3 separate regions of the Mus musculus genome follow, and all the other regions are linked to region 3. A link is a loop called in an ENCODE intact Hi-C map of the cell type or tissue named here. Cell type or tissue: left cerebral cortex. All regions are shown on one strand.

Region 1 (5,000 bases), 290 kb after region 3:
ACGCGGCGGGGACGTGCGCGACACCTGCCGGGGCTCGGCGACAGCGGAGCGCTGCCTGCGCACCTGAGGGTTAAATCCTCGAAAACACGCCCTTCGGGTCTGCGCCCGCCTGCCTGGCCGCCCGGGCGGCCGCCGCAGCCGGTGCCTGGCGGCTCCTCTTCCCCAGGTAAGGCAACCACCTGTTCGGTCGGTGGCGAGGAGGAAGGGAGGCTGCGGTGCTCGCCCAGCTCGGCAGCCTGCGTGGGTGAACTTTTGACACGACTCTGGGAAAGGGCGGCACGCGCTGGGTGAAGGAAAAGGAGCGAGTAATTTCGACGTCAGATCGCTAGCGCTTGCTGCTTTTACCGTGTGTGATAGGTAATTGTAGTTTTATTAAACTATCACCTTTCATAAAAAGCATTGGGGGGTATTCGTGTGTGTGTGTGTGTGTGTGTGTGTGTGAGAGAGAGAGAGAGAGAGAGAGAGAGAGAGAGAGAGAGAGGGAGGGAGAGAGAGAGAGAGATTGCTGAGGGTGCTAAGGATGGTGAGCTAGAGATTATTTATTTTAGTGAGACTGTAAGTTCCTTTGGGCACCTTCTCGGCTGTCCGTCTACTAACTGACAGTGGCAGGCGGACAAGGCTTTCCCTCTTTTTGTATTATAATCTTGAAGTGCTCACGGGTAGACTTTAAAAAACACCGAGCCACATAATGATGTTGCTGCATCCTATTGTGGTCTGTTTCAGTTCTTGAAACCCAAGTTTGTGCGTGTTGTAAGAAGCAAATAAGCATCGCCTCTCAGCCTCTTGGCTAAGATGAGTTGTAAGAATGAAAGAGCAGTTGAAGCTTTTCTGTAATATTTGAATCACTATGCTTTTGCCAGTATCAGTACGAAACATATGCCAGTCAAAACCGAGCCATATGTCAGACAGAAGCAAATTGAGATTTCTGGCTCATATCCCGTGTTTAGATAAATATTTAGTTTGTGTGTATTTGCGGAGTGTGTAATTCTTGTCATCTCGGAAATGTTGTTTAAGTCACCTAAAAATGTTCCAGAGAGATGACCCCCCTGCCTTCTTAACATTTTCTTGTTTAAATTGATTTTTTTTTTCTCAACTAATGAGATCAGTTACCCATGGAGACAGGTGTTGGGCCTATTGGAAAGCAATGATAAGGTCTTTTAAAACATGGCTTTTCGTTGGGTTTTTAAAAAAATTTAGTCCTCTTGTAATTTACCACTAATAACATCCTCTGAAGGGAGGAGAGAAGATAAGGGGATAGGGAGAAAAATCTTGTTTAGGTTTTACGTTTAAAAATTTTAGCATTTTCATATTAAATTTCTCTGTGTTGTTTTATCTTCATAGATCCTCTCCAGGCTTGCTTTGTAGGTTAAGTGGGACGTTTTTCTCTCAGGCTGCTTCCCTTTGGCCACCTGTATGCCTCTGCCTTAACTCTTTCCTTTTCCCCTTCTGTCTGAATCCTCGTCACCAGTGGTCAGGAAAAAGAAACTCATGCTTAATTAACACTAGCCTCAGGGAAGCATGATTGTAAGGGGAATTTTCTTCTCCCAAATTAATGGTGTGCATTTGAAAACACAGATTTTGTGTGTGTGTATGTGTGTGTGTGATGTGTCATCATTTCCTCTTCATGTAATTGAGAGATGATTTATTTTACCATACATTTAATGATTCCTTTTTACATCTCTATATTTCTATAAATTGAATACAAATGAAGAAAAAAATTCTCTGCTTTCCTTGTCTAGTGAGATGTAGGCTGAGAGATTCTGGAAAACACAGGAGAAAAATAAAGAATATTGTAATGGATATTGTCTTTTAGCTTGACTTCAGTAAAAGACATTTAATTTATGATTTGTTCAGCCATAGCTTAGACTCATATGTAATATTTCTACTTGAAAATATTTATATTTTTGGCATATATATGGCTTATTCATCTTATATTTTGCCTGTAGTGTTAAAATATCATTTGATGATGTAAACAAAATAGGTATTTCAAAGCAAAACATTCTTACTGCATTTTTTTTTCATGAAAATGAGTTTTGGGTTTGTCTTGGTTCATGATATAAGGACGCGCATATGATTTCCAAGTTTATTAGCCTGGTATTGATAAGCAATTCGTTGGTTTTTGTTGTTAAATGCTATCTCTAAAACAAGAATTACTAAAATAAGTTCTGAGTGTTTAAAAAAAAGTCAGCTTTAGAATTCTGTCCATTGAGTCCTATAGTACTTTAGTTGATCACTTTGGTACAACATGTGTATCAAGAGTGCCTTATTACAAAGAAATTGATGACCCACAGAGATAAAGGGCACATTTTGTTCTTTTACATGTATTGTGAGTGTTTATCCTGTTTAATCCTCTAGTCTTTATTTCAGAGTTCTTTTTATATCAGTATCCTTAACCTTCTCTCCAACTGGTTGGGTTTTGTTTGCCTTAATGTATACTGTGTACATTTGCCATGCGGCCTCTGGGCTACCAGTAACTTCTTTGTGAGTTTCATCTTCTGATGATCCCCATCCCCTATCAACCACTCCCAAGCTTTAGGCTAGTTTTCTGCACAAGATAGCTGCTGCACGATAGTGCTTGGGAGGAGATGGCTTAGACTCAGAGAATGATGAGCTTTTATTTAAAGTAAGGGATACAAAAGCAGTGGGATGTGTTCCTTCAAGTAATTTACAAATTATCTGAGAAGTGTACAATAACAAAGGAGACCATTAACAAAAACTTAGCACAATATCTTTAAAGTGTGTAGCATCCACTGTGACTGAAAGTGCTGTGAAGGAGGGCTACAACCGTCTGGGCATTTGGAGTGAGTCCAACTTGAAATTTAGGAAGAGTTTCTGTGTCAGAGGAAAACTCATTCCAAAAGAGAGTGACAGGCAGAGTTGGAGGTAGTAGTGAGAGGAGAGGTTCTGGAGCATCCAAGGACAAGTGTGAAGAAAAAGAAGATCAGGCAGAGGTTGGAGCTAGGCCCCATGAGGTGTGAAGAGTCAAGTAGGAAGAAGCCCTGGAGAAGAAAGTTTGCTTGTCATCAGCAGGAACTTGGCTATGAAAGTAATACAGAACCATATACCACTTTGTTTTGTTTTCACCATTTTTAGTTAGCATACAAAAAATAGAATTTGACATGACATTCTCACGCATATGTATCATTTACTGGGCTCATTTTTCTTCCCCACTACCATCTTTGGACCCTCTTCCTTGCTAATTGCGGGTCTCCATTTCCCCCAAATGCCTTTTCTGCTTTCATTGTGTGTGTGTGTGTGTGTGTGTGTGTGTGTGTGTGTGTGTGTGTGTGTGTCTGGGTGTATGTATATATATGTGTGTGAGTGTGGGGGGGTGAGTGCACATATTTCTGTATATTCCATTACCCTCTCCTGCTCCCACCTCCCTCTCACTTAATACCCCTCCCAGTCACACTTATGCTTTTATGCCATATACAGAGATTAAAAATTAAAAATTCTGTATATGAGAGAAAATAGTGTTTTATCTTTCTTACTGTTTTGTTTTGCTTAGCATTTTGATCTCTAGCTTTAGTTTTCTTAGTAATTAGAAAGATTATATATATTTATATAACTTAGATAAGGGTAGACAGCCTTTTTTTAGATTGCTTGGTAATATTGTCTTGAAAACTGTTTGTAATCTCTGTTGGATATTTTTGTTTGCTTGTTTAATTTTTTTTTTTAATTTAAAAACCATGTCTGCAGGCTAGAGTTAGCCATCTGGCTGAGTAATGGCTAACTGTCCATATAACACATATTGTAAAGTATTTTTCTAATGGTGTTTGAAGTAGTGCTACATATTTTTTGTGGTATATGAAAATAAAGAAAATATGCTAAAATAACCACAACTGTAATTATTGCCTGTGTAAAGTTGTAGCAAGAGCCTAGTCTAGGTTTCAGACAGGGAAGAAGTTGTCTTTGAGTTGGGCAGTGAAACAGCTGCACCGATGCTGGAATTAAAATGTGTGTGAAGTTAAACCTACCAACTCCGCTGGGTTTATGGTTTTAAAAAGTACAACTGTCATTTTAGAAACCTTGGTTAGAGTGCTGGAGGTCTGTAAGTGATGGCAGGGGACCAATAACCTGGTTTTTAACAGTAATCTAAGGTGAGTTCTAAACATTAGAAATCCTGCAGTAACCCCAAGAATAGTTACTGTTATGGAGCGATTGGTAATCAGATTGATAAACTAGACTCATCTAGAAAATATTATACCATGTAGATTGAAGGAGGGAAGACCCAGAAATCTCTAAAATATACTGTTTTGAAACTTCTCCTTTTGAAACATCTCTTTGAAGTTTCTAAATTTATAACATGTGCTTCTAAGACAGCAGCTTTCAAGCTGTGGCTTGCAACTCCTCTGGGGATGATTTACAGGGGTCAATATCAGATATCCTGCATATCAGATATTTATATTGTGATTGATAACAGCAAAATTACAGCTATGAAGAAGCAGTGAAAATCATTTTATGGTTGGGACTCACCACAATATGACATACTTACTGTATTAAATACAGAGTCACAGCCTTAGGAAGGTTGAGAACCACTGATCTAAGATAAGATACTTTTCTCCTTTTTCACTGTTTTTCTCCTATTCTTACGAGGTGACCCAGGGTGCCTGAGATTATGTATGGCTCTGCTCCTGAGGGCCGCTACATAGTTGTGATATCAAGAGATTAAAATGTAGATAGCGTAAGAACATATGTTTTATGCTTCAGGCATCATAAATATGCTTTGTATGTGGTGAGTATTGGGTGTTTGAGAAAGTAGAAGAGATATTGACTAGACAGAATTAGTACTGTTTCTCCCCCTTATTTTTCTTTTAAAAACACTAAAACCAAACCAAACATTAATCTTTTATGCTTCTATAACTTTGACTTCCTTTATAAATATTTTTACTATCTTAAGTTTAAAGGCAGCATAAGCTTTTTGAATTAGGTTTTGTTTGACCTTTCTCGATTGCTACCTAATACAATTTTGACTTAACATTGTGCTTTAAGAAGAAATT
Region 2 (5,000 bases), 470 kb after region 3:
ACCCATAGGTACCCAAAGATAAACCAGGAAAACTGAACGCACCCAAGTGCTCTGTTCCTTTGGCTGAGCTGCATCCTGCATTGCCCTAGCAGGTCTTTTTTTTTTTTTTTTTCCTCTTGCTCTACTGCAGCTAAAAGCTCAGAGAACAGATCCACTATGGATAAAGAAATTGCATTGTCTCGTCTAAAAGGTTGGGAAGGCAGGTGCCTGGAGACTTGAAAACAAACTCTTGAACTTCAATGAATGTATGGAAATAATTCAGAAGAAAAAATATGACCCAGGAGAGGAAGTAGATTTGTCCAGGAAATGATGGAATGCTCAAGGGGGTCAAACTGTCTCCAGCCTCCGGACCATCAGCTTATCCTCAGTCTAGCAGGGTAAGGAGGGCAGAGCAGTGTGGCAGTGGGACAGTATGGATAGTTCCTTCCAATCGCTTCTGGATTTTTAGAGAAATTGGATGCAAGGTCCTAGTGTGTGTGTGTCAGGGTGGGGGAGGGGGTAACAGGGTTAATGAAAGATGAAGATGCAGGACACAGATTGGAGGAGTGGGGAGTGAATGAGATAGAGAAGGGTAAATATTCAGATGGCGGATACTGGGCTGAAGCTAAGTCAGTGATTCTCAAGATTCCTAATGCTGAGACCCCTTAATACAGTTCCTCAGGTTGTGGTGACCCTCCCCCCCACAACCATAAAATTATTTTCGTTGCTACTTCATAACTGTAATTTTGCTACTGTCATGAATCATAATGAATATCTGTTTTTTGATGGGCTTAGGTGAGCCCTGTTGAGCTAGGTCCTGCTGACACTGCTTTCCCAGTGACAGCAGCAGATTGAGAGCATGCATAAAGAAGGCAGAGCAGAGCTCAGCTAGAGTGCTGGCTGTCCTCTGGGTGGAGCTGTGTGGCGATGAAGATAAAGGGAAGGACACCGAGGGTGTTACTGCTCATGTAATTAAAGTTGGGAAGTAGAGGAAAGTGGGCGGGGGGTAATGAGGGTTAAGGGACAAGGAAAAGTCAAAACCAAATGAACGTCATGGAAATACATGAAGGATTACAGAAATGTGCAAGAGGGAAAATGAGCTACACAACAAATGTAGGGATGAACTTCCTGGCAAGATGGAGGTGAGTTCCCACATCCTTACATAAGGAATAATTCCAGTCCACTGGAGTGGCTGGATGAGATGGGGTCAAGGACCTGCCTTGCCTAATCATTGACAGAAACGAAGTCATCAGTCCAACAGGCCATGGTCACAAGGGCGGGGTAGTTCGTCTCAGCGTGGTGCTGGCGGGCAGTAGTGAGGAACCTGATGCTTGGGAGTGAATGTGAGCATTGAGGGCTGGAGGAGGGGGAGTCGGCTGCACTTTGGCTGAAGCAGGTTTTAGAACGGCAAGAGAGCAGTGAGAAAGATGTCAAGCACCCCTCATAATGCCCATACTTCCTGCATATATGGAAGAACGGCAGAAGGCTTTTAGTCCAAGTTTCAAGTCCAAAAGGCAAGGAGGAACTTGGGAAGGGAAGTTGATTTTTTTTTTTAATTTGAAATATTTTTTACATTTATTGAAGAAGGGTGACTTTTTAAATTGTTTTGCATCTACTTTTTAATATGCACATGTGTGTACCACAACATTGCATGTGGAGGCCAACAGAGAACTTGTAAGAACCTGTTCTCTCTTCCCACAATGTGGGACATCTCTCCAGCCCGAGACTGACCTTGCAAGCCACAACGGAATGAATGAAAGACTTTGCTAGGCTTGAGGGTTTTTTTTTGGTTTTTTTTGGTTTTTTTTTTTTTTTTGGTTTTTGTTTGTTTGTTTGCTTTTTGTTTTGTTTTGTTCACAAAGATAAAGGCTTTGGCAAGAGGGATGCTGAGAAATGCCAGGGTTAGGGGGACGTGGTGGAGGAGGAGCCAGCTGAGTGGGCCAGCCAAATCCTAGTGAGTCTATCTTGAGTACTACTTTGTACAGGCCCATGAGGACTAAGCTGAAAACACAGAGCCAGATAAGTTGGAAGCTTCCATCAGCTATTGTCAGACTACTAGAAGGTGGCTCATAGTCCAACCGGTTTTCACCTTTTCCCAAAGCTTTGTTCTTTCAAGTGTTGGCATTGTCTGTTTTTAGTTTAAGTTTAAAAGACTCATACAGTGTGAAAACAATCATTTAAGTTCCTGGTTCTTAGTGATTAGTTTTTTTAAATGCTCGTTTGCAGATTTTGGGGGATCCTTAACGCGAGGGCCTATGCCCTCCACCCTCACTTGTAAACTCTCACTTGTATAAGGGCAAGATTTGAGTCTCGTCCATGCTCAGGCAGTGGCTCTGACCTTCCTGGGCTCTGATGCTTGTCTGGACTGCTCTTTTTCGAGTTAGGCTTCCTGATAGAAGAAGCACTTCCTCATCTTTAGGATGCAGCCTAAAGCTTTAGGCTTAGCCCCCCAGGGTTCCTTGCAGTGCGGCCACAGTTGGAAGTCCCTGCAGTACCTAGGAACTAGGAGTATCCAGGCAGGTTCTGGGAGCCGGTCACGTGCGTAGGCGGAGACTGAGCGCAACCAACTAGTGACCTGCACTCTGAGCGGTACTGGCAAGTGAATGAATCCACCATCCTTCCAAGTGCATTTCCTGCGGCGGGATGCGCTGGTTCTCATGCTGCTGCTCGGCGTTCCCCCTTGTGGTGCCGGTGACCACGGTGTGCCCCAACCTGTTCGCGGTGGGTATAAGCGGCCACGTGGTGATGGTGCTGCTGATTGGGCGCTACCAGGACATGTGGATCATCACCAACCTGTACCTGGGCAGCATGGTGGTGATGGGGCTCCCTTCCACCTGTACCGCCTGTGGCGCTCGAGGCCCTGAGGATTCCGGCCGCTTCTCTGCCGCCTATCTCTCTATTTGGGCGAGGGCTGCACCTACGCCGCGCTGCTGCCCAAGACCGCACTCAGTGTGGAGCTCTACCTGCCAAGCGGCTGCCCGCTGTCAGCGCGGGTCCTTGTCATCCGGCATCCGCGCGCTCATTGCCTCGCTCTGGGTTGTGGCGCTGTTCTTAGCTTCTTCTTTCTGGTGGGCGTCCATCAAGATGTCCTCCCCGGCCTCTCTGCGGACCTGGATCACACTTGGCAAATCAACCCCTCGCTCCGCGTCCTGCAGCTTCCTCTTGGGTCCTCGAGGACACCAACGCTGTCCCCGCAATATGGAACCAAGGCTGCAGGAGCGTTCAGCCGCGAGTGCCATCGAGCCCCACTCAGCTAGAGGCTCTGGGGGTCGTGCTGTGGGTCACCACCGCCTATTTCCTGCCCTTCCTGGGCCTCGGTGTCCTCTGCGGGCTCGTCGGCGCTAGCCGTGCAAGAGCCGGGTCCCCGACCAAGGTGCGGAAGGAAAGGGGCCGCCAGCAGACAGTCCGGGTCCTTTCTAAACACTGGGGAGGGCCACTGTAACTCTGATCTTCTCCACCTGTAGATTTGTTCTGCAATACCTGTGGGGGCACCACCTGTGGGGGAACCACCTGTGGGGAGAACCAGCAATGATTCTCCAAAGTCCAGGACAGATAACTGGGGGCTCCTCAGTCTCTGTTAGGTTTGCAATTGGGAGTTTACCCATAGTTCTCTTGAAAAGACGAGGTTGATGGCTGAAGATTCTACTAAATGTTAAGTTATTCTGGAGATTTAGGCAAACCAAATTGGAAAACACACACACAACACCCCAAAACATCACAGACCTGTTGCTAATCGTTTGTAACGAAAACCAACGTATTTCTGAAGCAGAAGCACGCCAAAAACAACTTCTTAGGAGTGGGTGCTCTTTCCGGTGTATAATCAATCATATGTACACATGTATGAACCTACCATACAGCTAGAAAGCAAACATCAATGCAATTTACGACTATATGTATATGTATATGCATATGTATATATATATATATTAGCATGAAGGTCTGTTTGAGTAAAGATTCTAATTTATTTTGCTTGTTACCTTTGCAGGAGTGGGAGAGGGTAGGACTTTATTTTATTTGAATGCTTCTGCTAACTCCGGCGCCTGTGTCTTGTTTCCGCAGCGATGGTGGTGGAGGTTCTGGCATTCATAGTTTGCTTGGTTGCCTTTCCGAGTTGGCAGAATCTTTTTCATGAACACTGAAAATTCCGGGGTAATGCACTCCTCTCGATACTTTAATATGGTCACTCTCCAACTTCTCTACCCGAGTGCATCCATCAAGCCCATCCTCCACAACCTCATGTCCAATTAGTACAAAGCAGCTGTCAGGAAACTGCTTCTGCCGAGACAGTCCAGGCTCGGGGCAGGGAGGGAGGGTCTGTAGAGGCAGTGGGAGGAATCCCGAAGACACTGCTCCACCAAGATGATTTCCTAGCCAGCAGGCGGAATCAATTTGGGAACTTTAGGCCTGTAGAGAAAACTGAAGAGAAGGAGGGGAGGGGATGTTAAAAAGAATACCATGAGCGAAATTTTGCAAGTTGGTTAGGAAATGGCCAGAATGTGGTGGTGGTGTTTGTTTGTTTATTGGTGGTGGGGGGCGGGGTTGCTTTGTTTTTAACTACCATCAAACCAAAACTGTCTTGCTGGTGATGGAACTGGGTCTTGGACTTAGCAAACAGGGCCTGGGTGGCATGATTCGAATCTGGGTTCTGATTTTCTTACCCACCCCAATCCTGGGCTCACCGAAAAGTAAAAGTCAGTGGATGAAAAGTGGTGAATGTATTGAAGACTCCTTTTTAGTATACATTTTCATTTCATTGCTAGGGAGGGTGCCTTAGCCAGAGTGCGGAGGCAGAGGACAGCTTGCTAGAGCTGTTCATCCACCATGTGGGATCCAGGGATCAAACTCAGACCACTGGATGCAGTGCAAAATGTCTTTGCCCACTGAGCAATCTTGCTGGCTCTTGCTTTGGAATTGTTAACTACATGTCTGAAAACTGCTTAAAAGTATAGTTTACAGGGCTGGAGAGATGGCCAAGAGTTTAAATGTGAATATTGTTCTTCCAGAGGATTCAAGTTGGGATC
Region 3 (5,000 bases):
AGGACGGACTGCTCTTTAGGTTGAGCGATCTCCAGTATCACCTCCACCTTACCAGATCTGTGGATTCTTCTGATGACAACTAAGCTTGTAAATAACTACACGATGGTGCCTTCAAGAGTTAGCCCTCGGGAGGGGGGGGGGATTTTACGTAGTGAGCAGCTCCATTCCACCTCAACTCCAGGCTCCACCCCCGCGTCATTCTTCCACTCACATTAAGACCCACCTTTCCTCACTCCTGTCATCAGAGAGGAAAAACCTAGCTATGGATTCAGGCACTTGGACCTACAATCTGCCAGTTTGTTTAACCTCCTGGGTCCCATTCTTCTGTATTTTAAAATGCAAATATTAATATTTCCTTCCTGAGTTGTCAAGGGTGAAACGAGATAGACGTAACAGAAGCGCTTGGCACAAGGCTGAAGGGTGGTGGGTTCTGTTTTTATGTTTGTTTGTTTTTATTCTGTTCTGCAGAGAAGCTGCCACCTGTGGGCCCCAGGTTTCAAGAAATTAATCATTGCTACTGCCTGCATCTTGAGCTGCAAGGGTCCTTACTACAGCCCTGGTTTTCCTTCAGCTCCCTTGATGGAGGTGTGGTTCCCAAAACTTGGAAGAGAATTATCCACACCATTGTTTCCTTAAAGACCATTACAAGGGTGTGATGGATCAGTGGGTAATGGTGCTTGCTCCTAAGTCTGGAAACCTGAGTCCATCCTTAAAGAGAAGAGAACAGACAACATGGAGGCTGTAGTATGTGCCCCACCCCATCAATCAATCAACCAATCAACCAATCAATCAATCAATGCAAAAAAAAAACCCTTTAAAAAGCATTATTCCTTAGAGCACTTGCAGGTTCACTGAAAACTGAGCACGGAGAGTTTCATCTAACGCCTGTCCCTGGTGCTGGCTTTCTCCACTGTCAAGCGCCTGCACCACAGTGGCACATTTGTCACCACAGCAGATTGTCTTAGGTGGAATTTCCATTGCTGTGAAGAGACACCATGACCAAGACAACTCTTATAAAACACAACATTTAATTGGGGCTGGCTTACAGGTTCAGAGGTTCAGTCCACATCAACAAGGTAGGCTGAATGGCAGTGTCCGGGTAGACATGGGGCCAGAGGAGTTCTTCATCTTGCTCTGAAGGCAAACAGGAGAAAGACTGGCTTGCAGGCAGCTAGGAGGAGGGTTTCAAAGCCCACCCTGACAGTGACACACTTCCTCCAACAAGGCCACACCTAGTCCAAGAAGGTAACATCTCCTAATAGTGCCACTCCCTGGGCCAAGCATATTCAAACCACCACACAGATCATCACCCAGAGTCCAGAGTTCACACTAGTTAGGATTTTTTTTTTTTCAGTTTCGTTACTTGTTTATTCCATGTGTGTACATGGTCCTGCCAAGGCCAGAGCACATCAGGTGTCATTCTCAGGTGTCACCCACCTTCTCTGAGACAGGATGATCTGGTTGATCAGGAGGTCATCAATTAGGCTGGATCGGCTGGCTGGTGAGCCACAGCGATCCTCTGTCTCCACCCCTTAATACTACAACTGTAAGTGGGAACCGCCACACTTGGGTATCAAACTCAGGCTAACAAATGAAGCAAGTGCTGTAACAATGGATTTGTCTTCCACCAGACTTTGAGGTTGGATCTTATGCTATAGCCTGGGCTGGACCTGAACTTCTGATTTTCCTGTCTGTCACCCAAGTTTATCACCATATCTAACTCATCAAAAGAGTCTGCAAGTGCTAAACTGGATTGGTGTCCCTGGAGGAACCTGAGTTGGCACAGATACTGCCCAGAGTGGAAGGAGAGTTAGCATGCTCTCTCCAGCTTGATGCGATCATCCAGTCTCATCCTAGGGATCCCAAGGTGGGAAGGACCAGCTCTGAGAGAACAGATCTCGAGAGTGGGTTGAGAAGCAGGAACCCTGCTGGCATACCTTCAGGGCAGCTGAGCTGGGCCAGGGTCATGGAAGGTCTCATTGCCATTACCTAGGCTGTGGGAATGACGCGTGACACATTTGGTCGTGTTGATTAGCACACAGGGGCAAGCATAAGTCCAGCAACCTCGGGCCAGGTAAAGACTTTCAACTGAGGAGTAGTGGGATGGGGCATAGGAGTAGAGGTACTCTGGCATCCTCAGGGAGGGGCGGAGAGTGTCTGTGGTCTTCTCAGGAGGAGGTCTGGCCTCAGCGGGCCGTTGAAGGAGGCAGAAACAGTAACCAAGGTTACCCAGCCTGTGCTGCATACTGGGAGGTGTGGTGGCCAGCACCTGGCTGATCCGATTTAATCTTTGTAGCTCTGAGAAGCAGACACATGGGTTACTCCAGCTTTATTGGAGAAGAAACAAATTTTAATTTTGTCCCCATCCACAAAAACTAGCAAAGAAGACATCAAATCCGTTCAATCACTCGTTCATTCATTCATTGCTTTGTCTACGACAGAGTCTTGTATATCTTAGGTTGGCCTCTAATTCAGTATGTGGTCGAGGATGACTTCCAACTCCTAATCCCTCTGCTTTTAACCACCCAGGTCGTGGGATTTTAGGCACGAGCCACCACATCCGGTTTACTCAGTGCCATGTTAGACAAGTACCCAGCAACAACTCTTTTGCTGTTGTCGTTTGCATTTCGGAAACTCTCAAAATGAGGCACCTGAGACATGGAGAGGATTGTTTTCCTTAAATAAGGGATTATCTATCGCATTCCCATCCCCGATCTTGGTTTCTTGGGCAGGTCCGTCTGTTCATCGTCTCGTCCTCCTCATTTGGTTTAAGACAACTATCATAAAATAAAAAGACTCTCAGCGTAGAGGAGTGAGAGGATCTCGTGGGTGCGCGATGTAGTGTTTGATTACTGTTAAGGAGTCCTGCTGAAAGGGAAAAAAATCAGTTTACTAATTACAAATAAGTCTGGGCTCAGGTGGAATACCAGACACCAACACTAGGGGGAGCTGTGGGGCATTCTTGTGCCTCTCATCTTTTTTTTCCCAACCCTGTGGCTTTGGGCAGAGGCTCCTGAGACAAACTCCACAGATCTTGGCCTCCAGCCCTTGCTGGATTGTGTTGGAGCCCGAGACTGGCTTGTTGTCATTAATACAATTTGTTTCATAAACTCTGTTTGTTCGTTCGTTCGTTTGTTTGCATTTCAGCGAGCCTCAGAATGAGACCCTGGAGGCACGGCAAGGAGTGCTTTTCTTACTGAAGGCATTATTTATCACAGTATCCTTATCTGAAGTGATGATTCTCATTCTCCAAATTGAATTTAATTAATTTTCATATTTCAAGAGCTTGATAGCTGCTAGCCATATCCCCTTTGCCAGCAGCTTCTGAAAAAAAAATCACTGTCTTTTCTTTGACATCCTAACATCGTGAACACACCCCTCTGGAGTAAACTAATAGATATGCCAGGCCACACCGAAGAATTCTCTGGTCAAAGGTGAGTCTCTCAGTAAAACACAGCCCAGGAGTTTGCAGCCAACAGACCGAGACAGTGGGAAGGGGGGGCTATTCCAGGCAGGAGATAGATACCTTTCTTTTTCTTACATTCTGGAAAGTGGTCTGAGAGAGACCCCAGAGCAGAAGTAGATGCCACTCAAACAGTTCCATCAAGGTAGAAGGCCCTTTGTGTAGGGTCTAGCCAGGGCCTTGCATGTGTGTCTTTTAGACATTGTTATTGGCTCAGGAACCCCCCAAGACCAAGTTCTCAGCACCAAGGAGATTTGTCTGTCCCACAGGGACAGAGGGCAGGGAATGAGAGACAAAGAGGAGGAGGAGAAGGGGAAGGAGACAAATGAGAGGGGAAGGGGTATTTGTTCTGGGGAACAAAGGACTGCCTCTGGTTAGAGAGGAGACAGACATGGCCCATAGGAAAGTGGTGGTTTATAAAGGTAAAGGGGGAAACCCTGTTTTAGGATGAGGTGTTTAATTGTAACTGGGCATATTAACTACATGTGTCAAAAGGGGGCTTTTCATTACTGGATTTCCAATACCTTGAGAGCTGAACCTTGGCAGTCAGCCTCAGGAGGAAGAAATGGCTAAATAAGGGAATGGTCCTTGATGGCTAGCTTTAGGAATAGAATTCTTTTTTTTTTTTTTTTTTATTGGCAAGGCAGAGAGAACAAGGGAGAAGATCAAGGCCTATCAGAGCCACATGCTCAAGGCCCTTCAGTATCCACGGGACCTTGCAAACCAATTTTCCATGTTTGTTTTCCAGTGTCTTAGAGGAAGTTCATGCCTGAGGCTGATGTCCACTCGAGTTTTGGCCCTTCAGACCTCCTCCCTGTCCAGGCCACGGCTTCTTCTGGCTAGCTGGGGCCTCAGGCTGTATCTAGATGTTTGGGCCTGGCCCAAGGGTTTCTAGTTTATTGATCATACAGCAGTATGTCCACAAATAGCATTAGCACAAGAGTAGTGTTATACAGTGTTCAAACCCGTAACTCACTGTACAGAGCTTGCATGTGCTCAGTGTGAGCCAGATTCTAGCTTTAACTCCTAGCAAAATATTCTCTCTCTCTCTCTCTCTCTCTCTCTCTCTCTCTCACACACACACACACACACACACACACATACACACACACACATTTGTGCACATGCACACACATGCTTTTACACATAGGAACACACACAATCATATACACATACACACATACATGCACACACATATAGACGCATGAACATGCACATTCAACATACATAAGCACAAACACCCATGCAAGACACCCAAACACAAACATGTACATATAGAAACACACACATGCACACAGATATATGGACACACACACACACACACACACACACGAACATGTATATGGCACAAACATATATGCAAACAGAAAAATAGAAACATAATATGCATATGTGCAAACACACATTCAAACTTACATACACACTTCAGAATTTATACACATGAATACACACACATGCGCGCGCGCACACACACACATACACTAGCCCAAGCAGAGCATCAAGACATAATATCTTTGTATTTTCAGAAGATTGTTCA

Evidence for each region. A loop is a pair of places that touch in the nucleus more often than their neighbours do. Peaks named below come from ENCODE experiments on the same cell type or tissue, not always from the same donor. Only the 100,000 strongest peaks of a DNase experiment are listed, where the experiment ranks them.
Region 1: it touches region 3 in a loop (2.3-fold over the local background); 2 of 42 quality-filtered maps call a loop at or near these places.
Region 2: it touches region 3 in a loop (4-fold over the local background); 2 of 42 quality-filtered maps call a loop at or near these places.

Annotation. Positions count from the first base shown.
Region 1 is chr14:72,704,560-72,709,559 of GRCm38, reverse strand. All of the region lies in intron 1 of Fndc3a (fibronectin type III domain containing 3A), which reads left to right. Among named protein-coding and RNA genes, the nearest start is that of Fndc3a, 2.9 kb to the left of the region's middle. In left cerebral cortex, no CTCF peak of the experiment used is centred here; DNase peaks (open chromatin) are centred at 109, 777 and 2,841; H3K4me3 peaks cover 1,390 bases; H3K27ac peaks cover 314 bases.
Region 2 is chr14:72,530,294-72,535,293 of GRCm38, reverse strand. It overlaps the pseudogene Mlnr-ps. Among named protein-coding and RNA genes, the nearest start is that of Gm30500, 41 kb to the right of the region's middle. In left cerebral cortex, no CTCF peak of the experiment used is centred here; DNase peaks (open chromatin) are centred at 2,594 and 2,889; H3K4me3 peaks cover 927 bases.
Region 3 is chr14:72,998,508-73,003,507 of GRCm38, reverse strand. No RefSeq gene overlaps it. Among named protein-coding and RNA genes, the nearest start is that of Gm41208, 13 kb to the left of the region's middle. In left cerebral cortex, a CTCF peak has its summit at 2,937 (motif pointing right); a DNase peak (open chromatin) is centred at 2,964.